Linked DNA regions of Homo sapiens: regions 1 and 3 are each linked to region 2. A link is an interaction called in ENCODE POLR2A ChIA-PET data of the cell type or tissue named here. Cell type or tissue: PC-9. All regions are shown on one strand.

The links. Peaks named below come from ENCODE experiments on the same cell type or tissue, not always from the same donor. Only the 100,000 strongest peaks of a DNase experiment are listed, where the experiment ranks them.
Region 1: POLR2A ChIA-PET joins it to region 2 with 6 read pairs; 5 of 35 experiments call an interaction of 5 or more read pairs at or near these places.
Region 3: POLR2A ChIA-PET joins it to region 2 with 10 read pairs; 1 of 35 experiments calls an interaction of 5 or more read pairs at or near these places.

What each region holds. Positions count from the first base shown.
Region 1 is chr20:49,103,133-49,111,132 of GRCh38, reverse strand. No RefSeq gene overlaps it. Among named protein-coding and RNA genes, the nearest start is that of CSE1L, 61 kb to the right of the region's middle. In PC-9, no CTCF peak of the experiment used is centred here; no DNase peak of the experiment used is centred here; H3K27ac peaks cover 827 bases.
Region 2 is chr20:49,242,964-49,250,963 of GRCh38, reverse strand. It overlaps DDX27 (DEAD-box helicase 27), which reads right to left. Exons shown (of 21, transcript NM_017895.8): 20 at 7,261-7,335; 21 at 6,891-7,148. The coding sequence ends at 7,130. ZNFX1 (zinc finger NFX1-type containing 1) reads left to right here. Exons shown (of 14, transcript NM_021035.3): 14 at 1,253-5,064. The coding sequence ends at 3,697. Among named protein-coding and RNA genes, the nearest start is that of DDX27, 28 kb to the right of the region's middle. In PC-9, CTCF peaks have their summits at 4,057 and 4,260 (motif pointing left); a DNase peak (open chromatin) is centred at 4,333.
Region 3 is chr20:48,942,144-48,950,143 of GRCh38, reverse strand. The region is part of intron 3 of ARFGEF2 (ARF guanine nucleotide exchange factor 2); the gene reads right to left. Among named protein-coding and RNA genes, the nearest start is that of ARFGEF2, 24 kb to the right of the region's middle. In PC-9, no CTCF peak of the experiment used is centred here; a DNase peak (open chromatin) is centred at 4,093; H3K4me3 peaks cover 1,351 bases; H3K27ac peaks cover 4,398 bases.

The DNA.
Region 1 (8,000 bases), 140 kb after region 2:
AGACCTCTCTGTAGTACACCCTCAGCCTGGGTCTGGATGATGGTGACCAGACCTAGGCAGCACTTTTGTGGCAGGAAAGCCACAGAAATGCTGCGCTCTTCTCTGTATGTCACTCCAGGGGCATACAGTTTGTTAACCTTGGTGACCCAGGCAGATTGCTCCACTGTCAGTCAGGTCACACTATGTCTCTTGGTAATCAAGGAGTATTTTGTGGGGAGGCATCCTCAAAGCACATGACCAGCCTGTTCCTCTTCAGACCTCTACCCTCCATCCTTGTCCTTCACTTACAACTTCCATGTGAATCCACCACCACTGCCCATCCATGAGCTTCCATGTCCAATGTTCCTTCTGCCGACACCCTGCCCCTGCATGGAGGCGCCTTCCCTCCCCATTGATGCAGTGTGTCAGCTAATGGACTCCTAGTCTGGGTCGCAATCCATTGCAACCATTTATTTGATGTTCAAATTACTTCAAATTTGGACATCAGAAGACCTGTCAAGGTGACTCTTGTGTCCTTTTGGCATGTTTCCATCTTAAAATTGTAAAAAATTGTGGTAAGACACATAGAAAATTTACCATCCTATTAACCACTTTTTTTTTTTTTTTTTTAAAACAGCATCCCAATCTGTCATCCAGGCTGGAGTGCAGCAGTGTGATCCTGGCTCACTGCAACCTTGCTCTCCTGGGCTTTCCTCCTACCTCAGCCTCCCGAATAGCTGAGACTACAGGTGTGCACATCCATGCCCAGCTAATTTTTTTTTGTACAGTCGAGGTCTTGCTATGTTGCCCAGACTGCTAACTACTTTTAAGTGTACAGTTTATTCATAATGTGTAGCCACCACAATCCAACTCCATAACTTTTCATTTTGTAAAACTTAAACTGTTCCCATGAAACACTAACTCCCCTCGCATGCTCCTTCCAGCCCCTGGAAACCACCACTTGTTTATGATTTTCACTCTAGGAACCTCCTATAAATGGACAGTATCTGCCCTTCTGTGGCTGGTTTATCTTACATAGCCTAATGTCCTTAAGGTTTATCCGTGTTGTAATATGTCAATTTCCCTCCTTTGTTAAGGCTGAGTAATATTCCATTGTGTGTATATATTCCACATTTTGCTTATCAATACATTGTCAGTAGGCACTTGGGGTTGGACACGGTGACTGACACCTGTAATCCCAGCACTTTGGGAGGCCGAGGCAGGTGGATTCCCTGAGATCAGGAGTTCAAGACCAGCCTGGTCAACATAGTGAAACCCCATAGCTACTAAAAATATGCAAATTAGCTGGGCATGGTGGCGCGCACCTGTAGTCCCAGCTACTCGGGAGGCTGAGGCAGGAGAATCACTTGAACCCAGGAGGTGGAGGTTGTAGTGAGCTGAGACTGTGCCACTGTACTCCAGCTTGGGCAATAGAGTGAGACTCAGTCTAAAAAAAAAAAAGCACTTGGGTTGCTTCCACATGTGAATATTGGTATACAAAATCTTTGAGACCCTGCTTTCAACTCTTTGGGGTATGTACCCAGAAGTGGAATTGCTGCATATAATTTTTTTTTTTTTTGAGATGGAGTCTCCCTTTGCTGCCCAGGCTGGAGTCAGTGGCACGATCTCGGTTCACTGCAACCTCTGCCTCCCAGGGTCAAGTGATTCTCCTGCCTCAGCCTCCCGAGTACCTGGGATTACGGGGGCCCACCACTACACCTGGCTAATTTTTGTATTTTTAGTAGAGACGGGGGTTTACCATGTTGGCCAGGCTGGTCTTGAACTCCGGACCTCAAGTGATCTGCCCGCCTTGGCCTCCCAAAGTGTTGGGATTACAGGCGTGAGCCACTGCGTCTGACCTATTATTTTTAACATATTGAGGAACTGCCAGTTTCCCACTGCAGCCATCACTTTCCAACAGTGCATGATGGTTCCAGTTTCTCCACATTGTCGCCAATGTTTATTGTTTCGTTAAATAGTAGCTGTCCTAGTGGATATGAGGTGGTATCTCATGGGGGTTTTGGTTTGCATTTCCCTAACGATGTTGAACATCTTTTCGTATTTATTGGCCATTTGTCTATCTTCTTTGGATAAATGTCTGTCCAAGTCTTGCCCATTTTTTTTGAATCATGTTGCTTGTTGTTGAATTTTAGGAGTATTGTGTGTATTCTGGATATTAATCCCTTAACAGATGTGACTTGCAGTTTTTTTCTTCCCATTCTGTGAGTTGTTTTTTCATTCTGCAAAAGCTTTTTGCAGAAAAGCTTTTGATGCAAAAAAGGTTTTAATTTTGATGAAGTCTAGTTTGTCTATTACTTTCTTTTGTTGCCTGTTTCTGGTGTCATACTTAAGAAAACATTGCTAAGTCCAACTCATGAAGATTTGCGGATTTGCCTCATGTTTTAGTTTTAGTCTTAGATTTAGGTCTTTCATCCATTTTAAGCTAATTTTGTGTATGGTGTTAGGTAAGGGTCCAGCTTCATTCCTTGGCAAGTGCACACTGTTTTCCCAACAGTATTTGTGAAAAGACTGTCCCTCCCCCATTGAATGGTCTTGGCACCCTTGTCAAAAATTACATGGAAGGACTTCTGGATTCTCTTCCTTTGGGGGGGGGGGGGGTGTGTGTGTGTGTGTGTGTGTGTGTGTGTGTGTGTGTGTGTGTGTGTATATATATATATATATATTTTTTTTTTTTTTTTTTTTTTTTTTTTTGAGACGGAGTCTCGCTCTGTCGCCCAGGCCGGACTGCGGACTGCAGTGGCGCAATCTCGGCTCACTGCAAGCTCCGCTTCCCGGGTTCACGCCATTCTCCTGCCTCAGCCTCCCGAGTAGCTGGGACTACAGGCGCCCGCCACCGCGCCCGCCACCGCGCCCGGCTAATTTTTTGTATTTTTAGTAGAGACGGGGTTTCACCTTGTTAGCCAGGATGGTCTCGATCTCCTGACCTCATGATCCACCCGCCTCGGTCTCCCAAAGTGCTGGGATTACAGGCGTGAGCCACCGCGCCTGGCCTTTTTTTTTTTTTGAGACAGGGTCTTACTCTGTTGCCCAGACTGGAGTGCAGTGGTGCAGTCTTGGCTCACAGCCTACCAGGTAGCTGGGACTATAGGCGTGTGTCACCATGTCACCATGCCTGGCTGATTTTTTCTTTTTTTTTTTGTAGAGACAAGGTTTTACCAAGTTGCTCAGGCTGGTCTTGAACTCCTGGGCTCAAGTGATCCTCCCACCTCAGCCTCCAAAGTGCTGGGATTACAGGCGTGAACCACCGCAACCAGCCTCCTATATGTCTGTTGTTGTGCTGGTACCACACTGATTTGATTACTGTAGTAAATTTTGAAATCTTAACCTATGAGTCCTTCAGCTAAGTTTTCAAGATTGTTTTTGGTTATTCAGGGTCCCTTAGGATTCCTTATAAATTTTAGGATGGGCTTTTCTATGTCCACAAAAACTGTCATTTGTCCCCATCATTTTTTGAAGACTAACTTGACACATTGAGATATTTGGGGTTCATCTTGTTCTTTTCCTTCCCCTAGTCCTGATTCAGCCTTTTTTTTTTTTTTTTCTGAGATGGAGTCTCACTCTGTCGCCCAGGCTGGAGTGCAGTGGCACCATCTCAGCTCACTGCAACCTCCGCCTCGTGGGTTCAAGCGATTCTCCTGCCTCAGCCTCCCAAGTAGCTGGGACTACAGGTGTGCACACCACATCTGGCTAATTTTTGTATTTATGTTTAGTAGAGATGGGGTTTCACCATATTGGCCAGGCTGGTCTTGAACTTCTCACCTTATGATCCGCCCGCCTCAGCCCCCCAAAGTGCTGAGATTACAGGCGTGACCCACCACGCCTAGCCTGATTCAGCCATTTTCCTAAGGAGCCCTGGTTCCCTCTACTAGAAGACAGCATTTAGAAACCAAGATCTGAATGCTCTGAGGGCTTACTGCTACTGGGGTGTTATTGTTTCTAGACCTCTGTAGCGGACAGGAAATCTATGTGTATATATATCTATACACATCTATCTGTATGCATTTGTATACTCAGTGTTCTTTGTAGCCTTCTCCTCTATGTTCTCAGTGCATTCTCCAACACTGAGATTGTCTCTCTCTTGGATCCTACAGTAGATAAGCTTGGGACTCAGTCGGTTCCCACATTGGCATTGTTTTTTTTTTTCAAAAAGTGGGTGGTGACTGCATTGTCATGACTTTGTCCTCATGGTCATTAAAGGGAAAACTTAACGGGTAATGGTTATTTCCTCATAGCTGTCTTGAGTTTGTTGTTCTTGTCTCATCCTCCCCATTATTTTTTTCCTGAAGTATCTTAATGCTAATCCTAGACTAAAACATTCACCTGTAAGTATTTTCACCCATAGCTGGGTGTTTTTCTGGGTTTTCAGGCCTTCTTAAGCCAGAGTAATGTGGATAGGTCTTACAAACAAGTATCACTTCTGAATCTAGTTTACTGAGCTGTTTTTTTAAGTGGCTTTGTTGGGTGAATGCTCAGTGATGGACACCATAGTCTGGATCCCTCCTGTTAGGAGGGCGCCTGGGATTGGTATGATCGACAGGAAAACATATTGGCCTTTCCCAAAAGCGTGATGTTGCTGCTTGCTTTATAGGGATCAGTGTGAGTTCAGTAGAATAGGATCATCCCAGGAAGCAAACCTGAGGCCCGAGAGGTCTGGCTTTGTTTGCACATAACATGTCAGAAGCATCCACTGGCTGGGCATGGTGGCTCATCCCTGTATTCCCAGCCTTTTGGGAAGCCACGGTGAGTGGACTGCTTGAGCCCGGGAGTTTGAAACCAGCCTGAGCAACATAGAGACCCCCATCTCTACAAAACAAAAAAAAAACAGAAAACTAGCCCGGCATGGCACCATGGTGGTACCATGGGCTTGTAGTCCTAGCTACTTGGGAGGCTGATGTGGAAGAATCACTTGAGCCCGAGGTCAAGGCTGCAGTGAGCTGAGATCACGCTACTGCAACTATAGCCTAGGTGTTGGAGACTCAGCCTCAATAAAAAGCAGCAGTATTTATCACTACTTCTGGTTTAAGGGCTTAAATGCCTGTGTGCTCTTAAAAACAAAAAACTTACTTGAAATTCCAAATCAATAAATACTGGATTTGTCAAGCACTTAATCAGAGCAGGATTAGCAGAGGGAAGAGTGGAGGAGTTGGCCAATGTTCTTAAATAGGGCTTTTAAAGAGATACATTGTTTTAAGAAGCAATGGCTAACTCAAAGATAGGAGGTGGGAGTTTGTTAATGGGCAGCATAGCCATCTTCTTGGATTTTTTGTAAACCTTTCCTGTGGTGCTGAGTTCGTGGAACTTGTTACTTTGTGTACTGTACTGATGTGTTTAATGTCTGTATACAAAGCATGTAAGGACAGCATGTGCATGTGAAACTAGTCTGTAGGACATTCTCCTCAGACTTCTTTGTAATTTAAATGGCATCCCAATTTTCATTAGTGAAAACTGTAGGAGATGTGTACAGCTTTATTATGTGCTTCTAACCTAAGTTTAATATTTAAAAAATGCATTCATCTGGCCGGGTAAAGTGGCTCAGCTGCAGTCAGGAGTTCAAGACCACCAGCCTGGCCAACATGATGGAACCCCGTCTCTACTAAAAATTAGCCGGGCGTGGTGGTGGGCACCTGTAATCCCAGCTACTGGGGAGGCTGAGGTTGCAGCGAACCGAGACTGCACCATGGCACTCCAGCCTGGGTGACAAGAGCGAAACTCTGTCTCAAAAACAACAACAAAACCGTTCATCCACACATTCTTTTACATTCACTGAAACCTACAAACATCAGGTCTGCAATGACAACAGTAAAGCAGTCTATGTATAGTAGCAATTTTGTTTTGCTTTTTGAGACCGAGTTTCAGTCTTGTCCCCCAGGCTGGAGTGCAATGGCACAATCTCAGCTCACTACAACCTCCACCTCCCAGGTTCAAGTGATTCTCTTGCCTCATCCTGAGTAGCTGTGATTACAGGTGCGTGCCCTCACACCAGGCTCATTTTGTATTTTTAGTAGAGACAGGGTTGCACCATGTTGGCCAGACTGGTCTCGAACTCCTGGCCTCAGGTAACCCACCTGCCTTGGCCTCCCAAAGTGCGGGATTATAGGTGTGAGCCACCATGCCCAGCCAGTAATTTTTAAAATTATTTTTTGTTTGGGGTTTTTTGGAGACAGGGTCCCCCTGTCACCCAGGCTCAGACCAGTGTGATCATGGCTGACTGCAGCCTTGACTTCCCAGGCTCAGGCTGATCTTCCTGCCTCAGCCTACTGAATAGCTGGGACTACAGGTATGTGCCATTATGCCCAGCTAATTACAAAAATTTTTTTTGTAGAGATGTGGTCTCACTGTGTACCCAGGCTGGTCTCAAACTTGAGGTCAAGCAATCCTCCCACTTTTGGCTCCCAGAGTGCTGGGAGGCATGGGTCACCATGCCTGGCCTAAGATGGTTTTTTAATTTAAAAGTAGATTATGAAAAATTTGGAAGTTGCCCACAAGCCCTGTATCCAATCATAAATCTTAGTGTGTCTTCCACCCTTTCCCAGGCAGCTCTACCACGACCTTACCTACAGTGCACACACAATGGCTCTTTCAGTTGTCAAGCGAGCTTTGAGGTGTGCCTGGAGCTTTGATTTTGCTTGGTCTCCAGAGCTTGATGGGGCACAGGCAGGATCAGGTGACAGCCCCTCCTCTTCAGAGCTGGGCTGCTCCAGTCTGGCTAGTGATTGTTCCCACTCCTTAGACTGCAGTAGCGGCCTCACTAGGAATCTCCTCCTGACCCTGGATGGATTAGCAGGCAGCTGATGCCCCTTTGGAATAAGGATCTCTACTAAGGGTCTGTCAGCATCCTGTGCGTCACTTCTTCAGACTCTGTTCTTTGTAGTAGTTGCCTTTTTGAGTCTATTTGTTATGGCTGCCAAAAGACCTCCCAAGGCAGATGGCCTGAGATTCTCTGTAGTTTGGAAGTCGCTTGGCCCTTTTGCTGTGCAAACCTCTGACTGGTGTCTGTTCTGTACGCAGAGTGTATGTGCACCTGGTGGGTGGCTGAAAATGTGCTGGCAACTTTGTAATGTGTGCCTGAAAATTCTGAGTCTTAGTAAGTTTCTTTCCTGGTTCCTTGGATTTATGAACAAGTACAATGTAAACACCGTTCAAGGCTGAATCAAACTTCAGCTAAGAAAACTGGAAATGCTCAGAACTTCTGCAGCCCAGGGGCCACATTATTTTTGGCCCAGCGAGGCCCATAGCTCCCGGGGTGATGATGCTCAGCCCCATGGGCCCTAATTACCACAGCTCATCTTTTTTCTGCCACCTCTTGCACAAAAGTAAAGCTGTTAATTTCACATCTTTAAAATGTGGTCCCTTCCAATTTTTGTGGTCATGAAGCTTTAGACCACTGTTCTCAAACCTGATCTTCACAATTTTTGCTACCGTCTATGTCTTACTTACTTTTACTTAGCTTTATCCTAAGTCATGGCTCACCAAATTGAACATGCATCCCATCACCTGGATGGGTTGTTAAAAGGTTGCTGGGTCTCATTCCCAGAGTTTTTGATGAAGTAGTTTCTACTAAGCACTTAGGTGCTAAGTGATGTTGACGGTACTTTAAGAACCACTGTCCTAAGCAATATCACCCATGAATTCCTAGTGACTTTTTTCTAGTACAAAATATACAGCCATAAATGACTGCGGTTCCTCTGACAGCACTCCAAATCTTGTGAATCCTGGTGGGAACTGCTGCCTCAGGGGAAGTGCAGGGTGACTTTGGCCTGATGTGCCTCAGCTGGCTCTGGAGCACCTCTGGCCCATCCCGTGGCCAAATCCATCCTTTAGTTTCCTAAGCACTCAGTTCCTAAGCACAGTGGGGAGGGCCAGGTGTTCCCATGGCTGGGGTTTGGAAGGGCCAACCTGTGGCAGTTGGCTTAGGTTGCTGCTTCCTCCTGACTGGCCAGGATGCTGTGCAGGCACCACTTTAGAGACGTCTTCCCTGGTTCCCGCCTGAGATCGATAAA
Region 2 (8,000 bases):
GCCGAGGCGGGCGAATCACAAGGTCAAGGGATCAAGACCATCCTGGCCAACATGGTGAAATCCCATCTCTACTAAAAATACAAAAATTAGCTGGGTGCGGTGGCATGTGCCTGGCTGGGTGTGGTGGCTCATGCCTATAATCTCAGCACTTTCGGAGGCCAAGATGGGTGGATCACCTGAGGTCAGGAGTTGGAGACTAGCCTGGCCAACATGGTGAAACCCCGTCTCTACTAAAAATACAAAAATTAACTGGGCATGGTGGTGGGCGCCTGTAATCCCAGCTACTTGGGAGGCTGAGGCGAGAGGATCGCTTGAACCTGGGAAGTGGAGGTTGTGGTGAGCCAACAAGACCGTGCCACTGTACTTCAGCCTACGCAACAAGAGTGAACTCTGTCTCAAAAAAAAAAAATTGTCAGCTGAGGCCAAGAGTTCAAAACCAGGCTGGGGCACATAGCAAGACTGTCTCTTTTTTTAAAATAAATAAATAAATTCTGAGTATCAGGTTCTTCTGGACAATAAGAATAATGGCTCCTGCCATATCCCATTACTGTATGGAAGGAGGTAATGTATATAAAGCAGTCAGCACAGTGGAGTGCTCAGTAAGTTAGCTGCTCTGTCATTATCATCATCCTCCTCACAGCACTGCTTGTTCTTTCAGCTATAATGGTTGGATTGTGGATGGCTGTTTTATTTTCTATTTTTTTTGAGATGGAGTCTCACTCTGTCTGTCACCCAGGCTGGAGTGCAGTGGCATGATCTCGGCTCACTGCAATCTCTGCATCCTGGGTTCAAACTATTCTCCCATCTCAGCCTCCTGAATAGCTGGGATTATAGGCGCCCACTACCACGCCCAGCTAATTTTTGTATTTTTAGTAGAGACGGGGTTTCACCATGTGGGCCAGGCTGGTCTCAAACTCCTGACCTCAGGTGATCCACCCACCTCGGCCTCTCAAAGTGCTGGGATTACAGACGTGAGCCACTGTACCCAGCCAGCTTTTTTAAATATTAACATCAAACAAGTATCTTGAAAACTGAAAGAGACATAATCTTTTATTTTCATAACTTGCTGTGGCCCCAAAATGAAGCACACAATGACTAACTAAAGAACTAAAGATAGTGATGTTGAGTGGACAAAAAGCTTTCCAAGGTCTCTCTCTGGAGCAGAGTAAGTGGCCAGTGCATGTCAAGAGAGGAAGAAAAAAACAAGTGCCATGAGTGAACCTTTTAACATGTCACTTCTTTTCCCTGTCAGGGGGTGTCTTCCAACCTTTTCTTTGTAGAACACAACTTTCCTGAACAGGAAATCCAAGAGGGCAAAAGCCATCAGAACCAGCATGAGGCTCACTTTGTGGTAGAGCTGTGCAAGTACTTCCTGTGCCAGGAATACCTGCCTTCCCAGATCACCATCCTCACTACCTATACCGGGCAGCTCTTCTGCCTGCGCAAACTGATGCCTGCCAAGACATTTGCTGGCGTCAGGGTCCATGTTGTGGACAAATACCAAGGGGAAGAGAATGACATCATCCTCCTCTCGCTAGTGCGGAGCAACCAAGAAGGCAAGGTGGGTTTTCTGCAGATATCCAACCGCATCTGTGTGGCCTTGTCCCGAGCCAAGAAGGGAATGTACTGCATCGGAAACATGCAGATGCTGGCCAAGGTGCCCCTGTGGAGCAAGATCATTCATACACTTCGAGAGAACAATCAAATAGGCCCCATGCTCCGGCTCTGCTGCCAGAACCACCCTGAAACCCACACCTTAGTATCCAAAGCTTCTGACTTCCAAAAAGTACCCGAAGGAGGCTGCAGCCTGCCCTGCGAGTTCCGCCTGGGCTGTGGGCATGTCTGCACCCGTGCCTGCCACCCTTATGACTCTTCACACAAGGAGTTCCAATGCATGAAGCCATGCCAGAAGGTCATCTGTCAGGAAGGGCACCGGTGTCCCCTTGTTTGCTTCCAGGAGTGTCAGCCTTGTCAGGTGAAGGTGCCCAAAACCATTCCTCGGTGCGGCCATGAACAAATGGTCCCTTGTTCCGTGCCTGAGTCAGATTTCTGCTGCCAGGAGCCTTGCTCCAAGTCTCTGAGATGTGGGCACAGATGCAGCCACCCATGTGGTGAGGACTGTGTGCAGCTGTGTTCAGAAATGGTCACCATAAAACTCAAGTGTGGGCACAGTCAACCGGTAAAATGTGGTCATGTGGAAGGCCTCCTGTATGGTGGTCTGCTAGTCAAGTGTACCACAAAGTGTGGCACTATCTTGGACTGCGGGCATCCTTGCCCAGGCTCCTGCCACAGCTGCTTCGAAGGGCGTTTCCATGAACGCTGTCAGCAGCCCTGCAAGCGCCTGCTTATCTGCTCACACAAGTGCCAGGAACCATGCATTGGTGAGTGCCCACCCTGCCAGCGGACCTGTCAGAACCGCTGTGTCCACAGCCAGTGCAAGAAGAAATGTGGGGAGCTGTGTAGTCCCTGCGTGGAACCCTGTGTCTGGCGCTGCCAGCACTACCAGTGCACCAAACTCTGCTCTGAGCCCTGCAACCGACCCCCATGCTATGTGCCTTGTACTAAGCTGCTAGTTTGTGGCCACCCCTGCATTGGTCTCTGTGGGGAGCCATGCCCCAAGAAATGCCGGATCTGCCACATGGATGAGGTCACCCAAATATTCTTTGGCTTTGAGGATGAGCCTGATGCCCGCTTTGTGCAGCTGGAAGACTGCAGCCACATCTTTGAGGTGCAAGCCCTAGACCGCTACATGAATGAACAGAAGGATGATGAAGTCGCCATCAGATTGAAAGTCTGCCCTATCTGCCAGGTGCCCATCCGCAAAAACCTGAGGTATGGAACTAGCATAAAACAGCGGCTAGAAGAGATTGAAATCATCAAGGAAAAGATCCAGGGCTCAGCAGGGGAAATAGCAACCAGCCAGGAACGGCTTAAGGCCCTGCTGGAGAGGAAGAGCCTCCTCCACCAGCTGCTTCCTGAAGACTTCCTGATGTTAAAGGAGAAGCTGGCCCAGAAAAATCTGTCAGTGAAGGACCTGGGTCTGGTTGAGAATTACATCAGCTTCTATGACCACCTGGCCAGCCTGTGGGATTCCCTGAAAAAGATGCATGTCTTAGAAGAGAAAAGAGTGAGGACTCGACTAGAACAGGTCCATGAGTGGCTGGCCAAGAAGCGCTTGAGCTTCACTAGCCAGGAACTAAGTGACCTCCGAAGTGAAATCCAGAGGCTCACATACCTGGTGAACCTTCTGACCCGCTACAAGATAGCAGAGAAGAAGGTGAAAGATAGCATAGCAGTAGAGGTCTATAGTGTCCAGAATATCCTTGAGAAAACATGTAAGTTCACCCAAGAGGATGAACAACTTGTGCAGGAAAAGATGGAAGCTCTGAAAGCCACCCTTCCCTGCTCTGGCCTGGGCATCTCAGAGGAAGAGCGAGTGCAGATTGTCAGTGCCATAGGTTATCCTCGTGGTCACTGGTTCAAGTGCCGCAATGGCCATATCTATGTGATTGGCGATTGTGGGGGAGCCATGGAGAGGGGCACGTGTCCTGACTGTAAGGAAGTGATTGGTGGCACAAATCATACTCTGGAAAGAAGCAACCAGCTTGCTTCTGAAATGGATGGAGCCCAGCATGCTGCCTGGTCTGACACGGCCAACAACCTGATGAACTTTGAGGAGATCCAGGGGATGATGTAGGAAGATGGTACACCACTGCCTTTTGCCCTCGCCACTGAATGACTGGGGCCAGCTCCCTAATGAAGGAACTGAAGTTTGTTTTTTATTATCATCCTTTTTAGGCTGGGCGCAGTGGCTTACGCCTGTAATCCCAGCACTTTGGGAGGCCGAGGCAGGCGGATCACGAGGTCAGGAGTTCGAGACCAGCCTGACCAACATGGCGAAACCCCGTCTCTACTAAAAATACAAAAATTAGCTGGGCGTTATGGCGGGCGCCTGTAATCCCAGCTACTTGGGAGGCTGAGGCAGAAGAATCGCTTAAACCCAGGAGGCGGAGGTTGCAGTGAGCTGAGATCATGCCATTGCACTCCAGTCTGGGCGACAGGAGCAAGACTCTGTCTCAAAAAAAAAAAAATCATTCTTTTTAGTCTTAGCACCTACTTAAGGATCCACTTTTAGGGCTCACCCACATTTGTTTCTAGATTTACCCCTGCGCTAGAGTAAGCACTTTATCTCCAGAACTGAGAGCAAAGTTAACAAATCTCACCCCTTCTCTCCTGCAAATTAGTGGACAGACTCCCTGGAACATGTTTGGGGCTTCCACCTAGGGCCACCTAGTGGTATCTCTGGGTCTTTACTTGGTCAGATGTTTATTCTACATTGTTCCCCAGGAACAGAGTATGAGCTCATTGATGCAGACCGATTCTAATTGCCAGGCCCTAATTTGCAGACTAACTCTCATAATAAACAGAGGCCCATAGTTGTTTATGAACTGCTTATCCCTTAAAGGAGCACAAGAACCCCTCCCTGCCCTCCTTGGGCACCCTGCCTCCAGGAGATGGAGGCACGTGATAAGACAAAAGACTGCACCAACTCACCCTGACACAGTTACATAGTCACTGAGAGTGGGGAAGATGGGACAGCCCACATGCTGCATAAGATGGGCCTTATGCAGCAGGCCCAGGTCGTCATTAAGGAGTGACCCCTTTCCTGTAACCTGCACTTTGGGATGGTAGAAGTTTCTTTACCTGCTGACAGGTTTGGTGGCACTGCTGGTTACCCCTGGGCCCTGAATGGAGCTAAAATCACATTTGGTACCAGCAGCACCTATCCCAAGTGTGATCCTTCATCCCAACACTCCCTCTTGGAGCTGTTCCCTGGGTAGAGCTAGCATGCCAGCAGCTTCTGCAGGCTCCAAACCCAGGCCAGAAGCCAGACCCAGGCCTGCTGCCTGCATCTGCATTCCCTCCTTCCAGTGTTCCTTAGAACAGACATTTAGGTATCTCAGGTCCTTTCTAAGTGTCCCTTTCCTATGTATGCATTTCCTTTTTTTGTCTTTACTATGCACTTTAGCTTATAAAGCCAATTAAAAACAATGATTGAGAAAATCAGTGGTCCACGTGTATCCTCAATTTTCAGAAGCAACTCAGCCAAAGACAGTGAAGACGGGCACAGGGAAGGCACTGTCTACAGTGAGGCTGTGATTTTGTTTTTGTGATACAGGATTTTTATTTAGCTGGTGAATGAATCATTTTTACCCACGGTAAAAAGAACATTTTTTCAGCCTGTACAAAAGGGTATACCTGAAGTTTCTTTCTCCAGAGGCAAACCCTGTTAACTTCCTGAGTCCTCCCAGAGAGAACTTATGCACATGCAATACACATCCCTTAGGCCAGGCATGGTGGCTCACATCTGTAATCCCAGCACTTTGGGAGGCCACATTGGGCAGATGGCCTGAGCCCAGGAGTTCAAGACCAGCCTGGGCAACAGGGCGAAACCATCTCCACAAAAAAAAAAATACAAAAATAAGCCAGGTGTTGTTGCTTGCACTTGTAGTCCTAGCTACTCCAAAGGCTGAGGTAGGAGGATCACCTGAGCCTGGGGAGGTCGAGGTTGCAGTGAGCAGTGAAGCCACTGCACTCCAGCCTGGGCAAGAGTGAGACCCTGCTTCAAAAAAAGGAAAAGGAAAAGAAAAAGTACACAGTTCTGCACTTGGCTTTTTTAGCCTAATAACCTACTTTCTGTAAAATCCAGTAAGACAGTAGTCTGAACTGTACTCCATCACACAGTTGTGCCATCATTTTCTGAATTGGACCCTCTGTTGGTGACTTAGGTGCAGCCTGAATGAATAGCTTTGAACACACTCTTTAGTATCTAGGGTATGTGCTACTGGATAACTTATAATTTTTAAGCTGGGGGTAGGGTGGTAAGTACTCCCTGAAATTATAACAAACTATACAGTTTTCCAGGTGGGGCCCCACAGCTTTCATCTCATTCTGAGTCAGAAAAGGATGAGAACCGACGTTCTTACAGGATCAAAACTGGTTTTTGGCCAGGTACAGTGGTTCAAGCCTGTAATCCCAGCACTTTGGGAGGCTGAGGTGGTGGATCACCTGAGGTCAGGAGTTCAAGACCAGCCTGGCCAACATGGTGAAACCCTGTCTCTCCTAAAAATACAAAAATTAGCCAGGCATGGTAGCGGGCACCTGTAATCACCGGTATTTGGGAGGCTGAGGCAGGAGATTCGCTTGAACCCGGGAGGTGGAGGTTGCAATGAGCCAAGATCGTGTCATTGCACTCCAGCCTGGAGGACAAGAGACTCTGGTTTTTGCAGCAAGTAACTAATTTATGGTGTCAAGGCTCCTTCTGTCCTTTTCGGGCTTCCATTTCTCCAGCAGCATTTCCACAGCACAGCAGCAAGAGGTAAGGTGAGGGTTCAAGTAGATGTTGGTTGAAAACCTGAATTCCCAGCTGTGCAACTCTGGAAAGTTAGTCTTTCCAAGCCTCTGTTTATTGGAAAATGAGGATATCACTGCCTGCCTCACAGGAGTGCAGTGAGTTGACTGGATTCTATTCAGCACACAGAATATCTGGTGCATGGTTGGCATTCATGCTAAAGTTCTCCCCTGTTGATGTTTTAGAACTAAGAGTTATCATTTAGCTATCTTCTTCAGCTATCATTTAGCTCTTAGTTCTAGAGTATCAACAGAAGAGAACTTTTCTGTTGTTGTTGTTTTTTTTTAAGAGACAGGGTCTTGTTATGTTCCCCAGGCTAGAAGAGAACTTCTACCAAGAATTTCCTCACTCCATACCCTGTTCCTCTACAAGCATAAAGATTATGCATACCAACTGTATGTGGTGATACCAAGCTAGTAGACTGTGGGCACATTTGCCATTGAGGAAGAGATAGTAATAAGATATACACTTGGATTGGTTTCTCTTTTCCCAAAAATACTTCCATTTAATATAGTCATATGAAAGCTAATCAGCAAGAAGGGAGATTGACAGACATGCTTAGGAAAATAGCTACGTACCATACCACCACACCAAAGTGTTGTTTTTTGTTTTTGTTTTTTTTTTAAACAAATGGAGAAAAGACAGACCAGCCAGGATGACTTCCCACAGGGAAGGGATTTAAGGGCTGCCCCCATGAATTTCTTCAGGCCACGACAGCTACTTCCTCCTCTTGTATCTGTAAGAAAATCAGAGTTAAGACCAGAATGAGGATGGAGAAGCTTCTTTTCCATGAAAGGTTTTTATCTCTAATCCCAAAACCTATGCCCCTCCAAAACAGCCAGTATCACCTGGATTTAGATTTAAAGTTTCCTCCTCGTCTCTGGTGGGGCAAGCCCAACTGTTTCCTTTCTTCAAAGGAAGGGCTGTGAGAGAAGATGACATGCTGAAATGAGCAAACTGTTGAACAAATGGGTGTTGTCTCACCCCCACCCTCCCCAGCTCCTACATGAAGCAGTAGCATCTCTGGGATGCATCATTTTCAGGCCCTAAGTTCTAAGCCTTTATGTGTTTCCACCTGATAACGTGTTTCTGGAAGTCAGGGCCCAATTTTAAAACAAGGTTGGAAGAGGCCCTTCTTAGGTATATACCACTACTTGGGAAGCTTAGTCTGCCCCTGCCCCAACCTTGGGCTGGGGAAAATGGTGTGGGACAACATATTCCTAAGAGCAAGCCAGGATTCTCTGGGGTTCTGCAGGATGGAACTTGAGATGAAAGAGTTATCACTCCCCTGAAGGAAAGCTCCATTTCTGAACCCAACAATGTACTATTTCACCTCCAAGGCAGGAACAGTGCTAACTGAACACCCCTCTCCTGTTCTCACCTTGGGATCCTCAGGTGGCTCTGAGAGGGGTGGGGGGTGGAGAACAGACAGGTACCCTTGAATTTACATAGTATAAAGCTATAGGTGTGCAAAAACTGGAAATGGGGAAGGAGGCAGAAGACTCATAGCTTCCATTAGAATACCAAGGGCTCGCCGGGCACGGTGGCTCAAGCCTGTAATCCCAGCACTTTGGGAGGCTGAGGCGGG
Region 3 (8,000 bases), 300 kb after region 2:
CAACCGGGATGTCAGCATGGAGGACAGAGCTGGAAGGAACCTCAAAGGTCAGCAGCAGGATGATTTCTAAGCCTGGCTGAGAAACATAATCACCTGAGGGAGCTCACTAAAAACACAGGTTCCTGGACTCCGACCCAGACCTACTGAAGCAGAACTTCCAGGTGGAGCCCAGGAATCAGTGTTTTTCTCCAAGCTATCCACGTTATATTGATGGTTGATCAGATAAAAGAATCACTCATCTGGCACATATACATGTGAACTCTAAGGCATTCTCTGCCTCCAGTGACTTGGTGAAGACTCCTAAAACTGCTGTTCTGTTCTTTCCCCTTTTTGGCTTCTACTGGTCACATGCTTCTGCCCCCACCAGGGGGACTCAGGTTCCTGAGGTTATCTATAGAGCAGCCACCACTGTGGGAGGAAGACTGGCCGCTCTGCAAAGGTCCGACACCGTTTCTCAATGGCTTTTCCCCTTCCTTAGCTAGTGAAGTGTCACCACTCAACAAGCAGAAAGAAAAATGGATTGAGAGAGTGGCTGAGAGTAGAAATGCAATACTACTGGATGGAGTAACTGAAGGAGCAGGAGAGAGGCCTGCGTACACTCTGCTGCTCAAGTCCAACCCCCAAATCTCCAGGTGAGGGGTGTGGCCTGTGAAGGGCAAGTCCAGATGCCCTTTACCTCACCCCTCACATTGCTGCTGCAGGTGCAGGCTTCCTAGGAGGGCAGGGCTGTCTACCTGGAAAATGAGCTCTGGTTTTGACATTGCTTGTTCTTACATCTAACAGACTCAAGTCTGTTTTGTGCACTGGATTGCAAGTGGGGTGGTCTAGGAACTCCTCAAATGTGAATGCTGAAAAGTAGGCTGCAATACTGATGCCACAAAGCAGGCTGGACATGGATTACGACTTTCGCACTTTAACTAAAGTATGAAAAGGACAGAAAGTATCCTCCCCTCTCCAGACTCCTTAAGGGGCACATTACTCTTCAAATCAGAAAGGGTTTTAAGCATGACTTCCCCCCTCATCTGTGCAGTGAGACAAGGCCAGGAGAAAGGAGAGTTCCTGTATCCTGTGGATCTTTCTGGTTCTGCTTTCTCATCCTTCTTTGTGACAGACCCTGTTCTGGGCACTGGGGATACAATAGTAAGACAAACGTAATTATTTTTCTTATAGAGTCTATATTCTCCAGGGAGGTGCACCAAAGCTCAAAGTCCTAACTGGGACCTACAGGGCTGTGTGTGACTTGTAGATACTGCCCCCTATCTCCCACTATCCCCCAGGTAGATGTCCCCACCTTGTTCCTTGCTAACGCAATGAGCGGCGGGAAGACGGACAGGGAGGGAGGCCTCTAGGCAGCTGGCCCACTGACACATGAGTCAGGGCTTGCACAGGGACATTCTGCCATGGAGGGGAAGATGATGACAATATAATACACTATAACAGGCCTTTATAGGACTCACTGCATGAAGGAAAATGCTATGCGGTTGGTTTCTTGGTACAGAATAGGACATACTGTACCTCTGTACTGTAATAAACAGAGGTTAGGGTAAGTAAGCTGTATTACAAGTTATCCCACCCACATGAATGAATATATTTGGTACAAATTAAGTCTTCTACCTCACTGGTCTCTTCTGAAGTTGGTTCTATTTACTTTGCCTCAGTGATAGGAATCCAAAGAGTCACCTCTGACCAGAGAAACTGAGGCATGTCTCCAAGGAGGCTTGCACAGAGATGTTCACTATAACCCTGTGTGTGCCTCTGTACAGGGGAGCGAGAGATGGAATGGTGGCATGACACGTCATATGCCAGTCAAAAGAATGCACTAGATCCACATGGAGAGATATAGCTAGAGCCTGATAACGGTGTTGAATGTAAAAAGCTGCAGAGAAACTTGTACAAGTGATATCACTTATTGAAAAAAAAAGAGAGGAAAGAAAAGTATACACCTAAACAGGCAATTGGGTTTGGGGCTGGTGGCCCAAGGAACTTCATTTTATCTGTAAAGTTCTAAAAACCTTTTAACAGAGACTGTAGTCATGTACAACTTACATAATTAAAAATTGATTTTTCATTGTGCATTTAAAAAATCAAAAGTTTTCTGGAAATAAGAGCTAAAAGATAATGTTTATGGTATAAACAGGGCAGCTTAGATTAATGGTTTCCTACAGCCTTCACTGGGATGTAAAAAGAAAATGTTAGAATTTTATTTATATTTTTCCAATTGTCCTGTCAAAGTTGTATTTTTGTATGCTTTACAATATATGTAATTTATTTATTTATATATTTATTTTGAGATGGGGTCTCACTCTGTCACCCAGGCTGGAGTGCAGTGGCACGATCTCTGCTCATTGCAACCTCTGCCTCCCAGGCTCAAGTGATCCTCCCACCTCAGCCTCCTGAGTAGTTGGAACCACAGGCGCATGCCACTATGCCTGGCTAATTTTTTGTATTTTTAGTACAGGCACCCCATGTTGCCCAGGCTGGTCTTAAACTCCTGAGTTCAGGCAATCCACCTGCCTCGGCCTTCCAAAGTGCTGGGATTACAGGCGTGAGCTACTGCGCCTGGCCATATATATACTTTAATAACAGGAACATGTGTAAATAAAGAGGTTTTTGTAGAAATGAGGTCTCCCTATGTTGAGCTCAAACTCCTGGGCTCAAGCAATCCTTCCACCTTGGCCTCCCAAAGCACTGGGATTATAGGCGTGAACCATCATGCCCAACCCATAACTTTATTTTAATTTTTGGAGGCAGAGTCTCACTCTGTTGCCCAGGCTGGAGTGCAGTGACACAATCCTGGCTCACTGCAACCTCCATCTCCTGGGTTCAAGTGATTCTCCTGCCTCAGCCTCCCAAGTAGCTGGGATTATAGGCATGTGCTACCACACCCAGCTAATTTTTTGTATTTTTAGCAGAGATGGGGTCTCACCATGTTGCCCAAGCTGGTCTTGAACTCCTGAGCTCAGGCAATCTGCCCGTCTCGGCCTCCCAAAGTGCTGGGATTATAGGCATGAGCTACCGCACCTGGCCCTAACCTATAATTTTAAATTAAAGAAATATGAATATATTGGCAGGATATCCTCAAAAATGGTTTTATTATTCACTTGAGGCCAGGAGTTCGAGACCAGCCTGGGCAACAAAGTAAGACCCCGGTCTCTACAAAAAGTAAAAAAAATAACTAGCTGGGTGTGGCGGCACACACCTGTAGTCCCAGCTACTCGGGAGGCTGAGGTGGGAGGATTACATGAGTCCAGGAGTTTGAGGCTGCAGTGAGCTATGATCAAGCCACTGCACTCTAGTCTGGACAACAGAGTGAGACCCTGTCTCTAAAAAAAACCAAAAAAACTGGCTGGGCACAGTGGCTCACGCCTGTAATCCTAACACTTTAGGAAGCCAAGGTGGGCTTAAGCTCAGGAGTTCAGGACCAGCCTGGACAACATGGCAAAACCTTGCCTTTACAAAAAATAGAAAAATTAGCCCGTGGTCCCAGCTACTTGGGAGGCTGAGATGGGAGGATCACCTGAGCCTGGGGAAGTCGGGGTTTTCGGAAGCCTGATCACGCCACTGCACTCCAGCCTAGGTAACAGAATGAAAGGTGTTTCCTTTCTCTAAAAAATACCTATCTTTCTCTAAAAAAATAAAAAATAAAAATATATATATATATATATAAAATTGATATGTGACCAGAAAAACTTGGGGACTACTTAGTAGCTTAGACAAGACTGACCTTAACCCCCCTTACACTGAGCCCTGGCTGCGGGGAAGCGTGTAGCAGACCAAATGCTGGAGAAAGGGAAGACAGAATCTTTTTCACCTGGTAGAAGCAAGCCGCAGGGGAAGTCTCCAGGCTTCTCCCAGTGGAGAGGAAGCCTGAGCTAACTGTGCTTATGGCAAATCAATCCCAGAAGCACCTTTGCCACTCCTACTGCTGCGCCAAGCTCAAGGAATGGCAGGGCATAGCACTGATGTATCTGCAGCTGGTTTCAATTCTGCCCAAACCAAACTTTACCCCGATGCTGGCCTTCCATTTCTAAGACAGAGGTTACCTTGCCCACACTGGGAAAAGCCAGTCAAACAGGCTTGGCAAGGGCAGCCACCATGGGGAAGTACATTTTTTCCATTCAGTAGCCCAGGGAGCACCGAGCCACTTTCTCATGTCATAAAAAGGATGACTCATTTTGTATACTAAACAAAGAAATCCTAGTGTACCTATTACATCTCAGAGAATCTATTACATCTCAGAGAACTTCCATTCCTTTCTGTGTGTTTTTCCTTTTTTTAAAGAGACAGGGTCTTGCTTTGTCACTCAGGCTAGAGTTAGGTGTCACCATCACGGCTCACTGCAGCCTCAACCTCCTGGGCCCAAGCAATTCTCCTGCCTCTGCCTTCTGAGTAACTGGGACTAAAGGTGTGCACCACATGGCCCAGCTAACTTTTTATTTTTACTTTACTTTGTAGAGATGGGGTCTCAATATGTTGCCCAGGCTGTTCTCAAATACCTGGCCTCAAGTGATCCTCCTGCCTCAAAGTGCTGGGATTACAGGCGTGAGCCACTGCACCCAGCCAGAACTTCCATTCTAAAAAGAGAGATAACCATACCCCATAAGACTCAAGATTCACAGTGGGTTGAAACAAGGCAGGGTGTGTTTCCGTTTGAAATCATACTCAGATGCAAGGAGTTCCAGAAACAAACGATTTCTGTTACTAAACAGGCCAGAACCACATGGGTACAGTCAAGAGCAGGGGCCAGTTAAGAGCAGCAACCTTTTTCCATAAAGGAACACATACTAAATGTTTAGGCTCTGCGGGTCATTTGGTCTCCTTTACAGCTACTCCGCTAGGTCACAGTAGCAGGAAGGCAGCCACAGGTAATACATAAACGAATGGGCATAGCTGTTGCTACAGACTGAAAGTTTGTGTCCCCCTAAAATTTGTATGTTGAAGCCTTAAGCCTGCAATGTGATGGTATTAGGAGGCTGGGCCTTTGAGAAATAATCAGGCTTAGATGCAGTCATGAGGGTAGGTCCCTCATGACAGGATTAGTGTCCTCTAAGAAGAAACCAGAAACCTAGCTCTCTCTCCATGACACGTGAGAACACAGCTGTCTGCAGCCAGAAGGAGTGTACCCTCACCAGGAACCAAATCAGCCAGTACCTTGATCTTATACTGCCTAGCTTTCAAAACTGTAAGAAATAAATGCCTGTTGTTGAAGACATCCAGTCTATGATATTCTGTTACACCAACCCAAGCAGACTAAGACAGCTGTGTTCCAATAAAACTTTATTTGCAAAAGCAGACAGTAGGCCAGATTTGGCTCATGGGCCAAAGCTGATGACCCCTGGTTAAGAACACAGACACAGAGTCAAGAAGTCCTAGAAACCCACTGGGTGCAGTGGCTCATGTTTGTAATCCCCAAACTTTGGGAGGCCTAGGCGGGAGGATCACTTGAGCTTAGGAGTTCTAGACCAGCCTGGGCAACTTGGTGAAACCCTGTCTCTACAAAAAATATAAAAATAAAATTATCTGGGTGTGGTTGTGCAAGCCTGTGGTCCCAGCTACTTGAGAGGCTGAGGTGGGAGAATCACTTGAGCCCGGGGAGAATCACTTGACTTTGCAGTGAGCCACGATCGCGCCACTGCACTGCAGCCTACCTTGGACTAGGCTGGTCACTTCATTCCCTAAGCCTTGGTTTCCTTGATTCTAAAATGAGGACAAGAGTAAGTACCTCAGAGGGCTGTCGAGGGGACTACACACGGTACGGTGAATGAAGCACACAGGGCCCACTACAGGCTAAGAGCTCAATGCATGTCAGCCACTGTTCTTAGAACGTCAATTACATTATCAGCACTCCCTTCAAAAGAAAACCTTAACATGCGGAGAGAACAACTAAAATTCAAATTCTGCCAAATCTCCTCAGAACACGTTCACAGCAAAAAATATTTTAGGATAGAAGTAGGACTGAAGCCTGCCATTTAACAATTCTTGGCTCACTGTATGTCTCACATAGGACAATCTGTACAGAATTACACTGAATAACAAAATGGCTTTGCATTTGGAAGAGTTGTTTCCGTGAAGAAACTCTCATCAATTCTCAAGTACATGTAACAAAGAAGAGAGATTAATAGAGTAAATATTAGACCAGAGATGCCAAAAATGTGGCATGCTCACTGCCACTTTGCAGTCCTGTGCCTTGGTAGATAAAACCAATCAATCACAGTACTCTTTCTCGAGAAAGCTGTACACCTCTTCAGACACCTCTTCTACACAGCAATCAGAATACAGAATCTGGTCACCATTCCTGTTCTAGAAAGTATTGGCAAGCTGTGGATCACTTCAACATATTTTTAAATTTTATTAAACTTTATTCATTGATGTGGACTGCCCACTGAGGTCAAGAATAAATGTTCTTTGAGCCAGGTGTGGTGGCTCATGCCTATAATCCCAACTACTTGGGAGGCTGAGGCAGGAGGACTGTTTGAGCCCAGGAGTTAGAGGCTCTAGTGAGCTATTATCAAGGCACTGCACTACAGCCTGGGCAACAGAGTGAGACCCTGACTCAAAATAAACAAAAAAGAGAATAAATGTTCTTTGGGGTAATCAGAAACCTAAGGAGTAGGTCCTGAGCAAAAGTACAAGAATGGTGGGCCAGGAATTAAGAAACCCAAGTTATAGTCCTGTTTCTCGTACTACCTGTATATTACTGGACAAGTCACCTTAACTTCTCTACTCTTGCTTCTTCTTCAGTAAAAGGTAATTTATAACAAAGTTACTTGTGACTCTAAATACAGTCAGTCTTCATTATTTGCAGCTATACTTGCAAATGCACCTACTCACTAAAATTTATTTATAAGCCCAAATCAATACGTCTGGGGCTTTTTTGGTCATTTGTAGACATGCACAGAGCAGTAAAAAATTTGAAATCACTTGATGTTCATGTTCCTGAGGTCAAACAAGGCAACACTATGCCTCCTTGTTTCACTCTCCTACTGAAAACAAGTATCTTTTTAGTGGTGTAGTTAGTGCTGTGTTTTTTGCATTTTGGTGCTTTTTGTTGGTGATTTTGCTGTTTACAATGGACCCCGAGGGTGTGCTGATGTGCTTTCCAGTGTTCCTAACAGCAAGAAGGTGGTGATGTGCCTCACACAGAAATTATGTGTGTTAGATAAGCTTTGTTCAGGCATGTGTTATAGCACCGTGGCCCCTGAGTTCAATGTTAATGCATCAACAATAGATATTAGATAGTCTCTTTAAATAGAAACACATGAAGACTAAAGGCTTGCAGGAACCTAACCCTGTAGTTCCTCCAGGAACAAAGATTCAATGTTTGCTAATTCAGTATGGGAGGTGACTTTATAGCACATAACTACCAAAAACAACAGATTCAACTGTCTCTATTTCTCTACTTGATATGAATTTTAACGCCATTAAGAAAGAGGCTTTTGAGACCAGCTTGACCAAAATAGTGAAACCCCATCTGTACTAAAAATACAAAAAATTAGCCGGGCTTGGTGGCGGGTGCATGTAATCTCAGCTACTCGGGAGGCTGAGGCAGGAGAATCCCTTGAACCCGAGAAGCAGACGTTGCAGTGAGCTGAGGTCGCGCCATTGCACTCCAGTCTGGGCAACAAGAGCAAACCTCCATCTCCAAAAAAAAAAAAAAAAAAAAAAAAAAACCAAGTAAGAAAGAAAGGCTGAGCCAGGAGGTGTGGTGGCTCATGCCTATAAACCCAGCACTTTGGAAAGCCAAGGTGGTAGGACTGCTTGAGGCCAGAAGTGTAAGACCAGCCTGGGCAACATAGCAAGACTGCATCTCTACAAAATGGAAAAAATAAAAAAGAGGCTGTATAAAAATGCCTTATGTGCCCATGTGTGTCAAATATTCCAATTAATGCTAAAGGTTTCATTTAGAAAAACATACACAAGACATGAACAAATAAGATATTTCTAGGGGAAAAAATTTCTGGTTTTAAGCTAAAGAGCTCACACCTTTCTCTTTTCCCTCC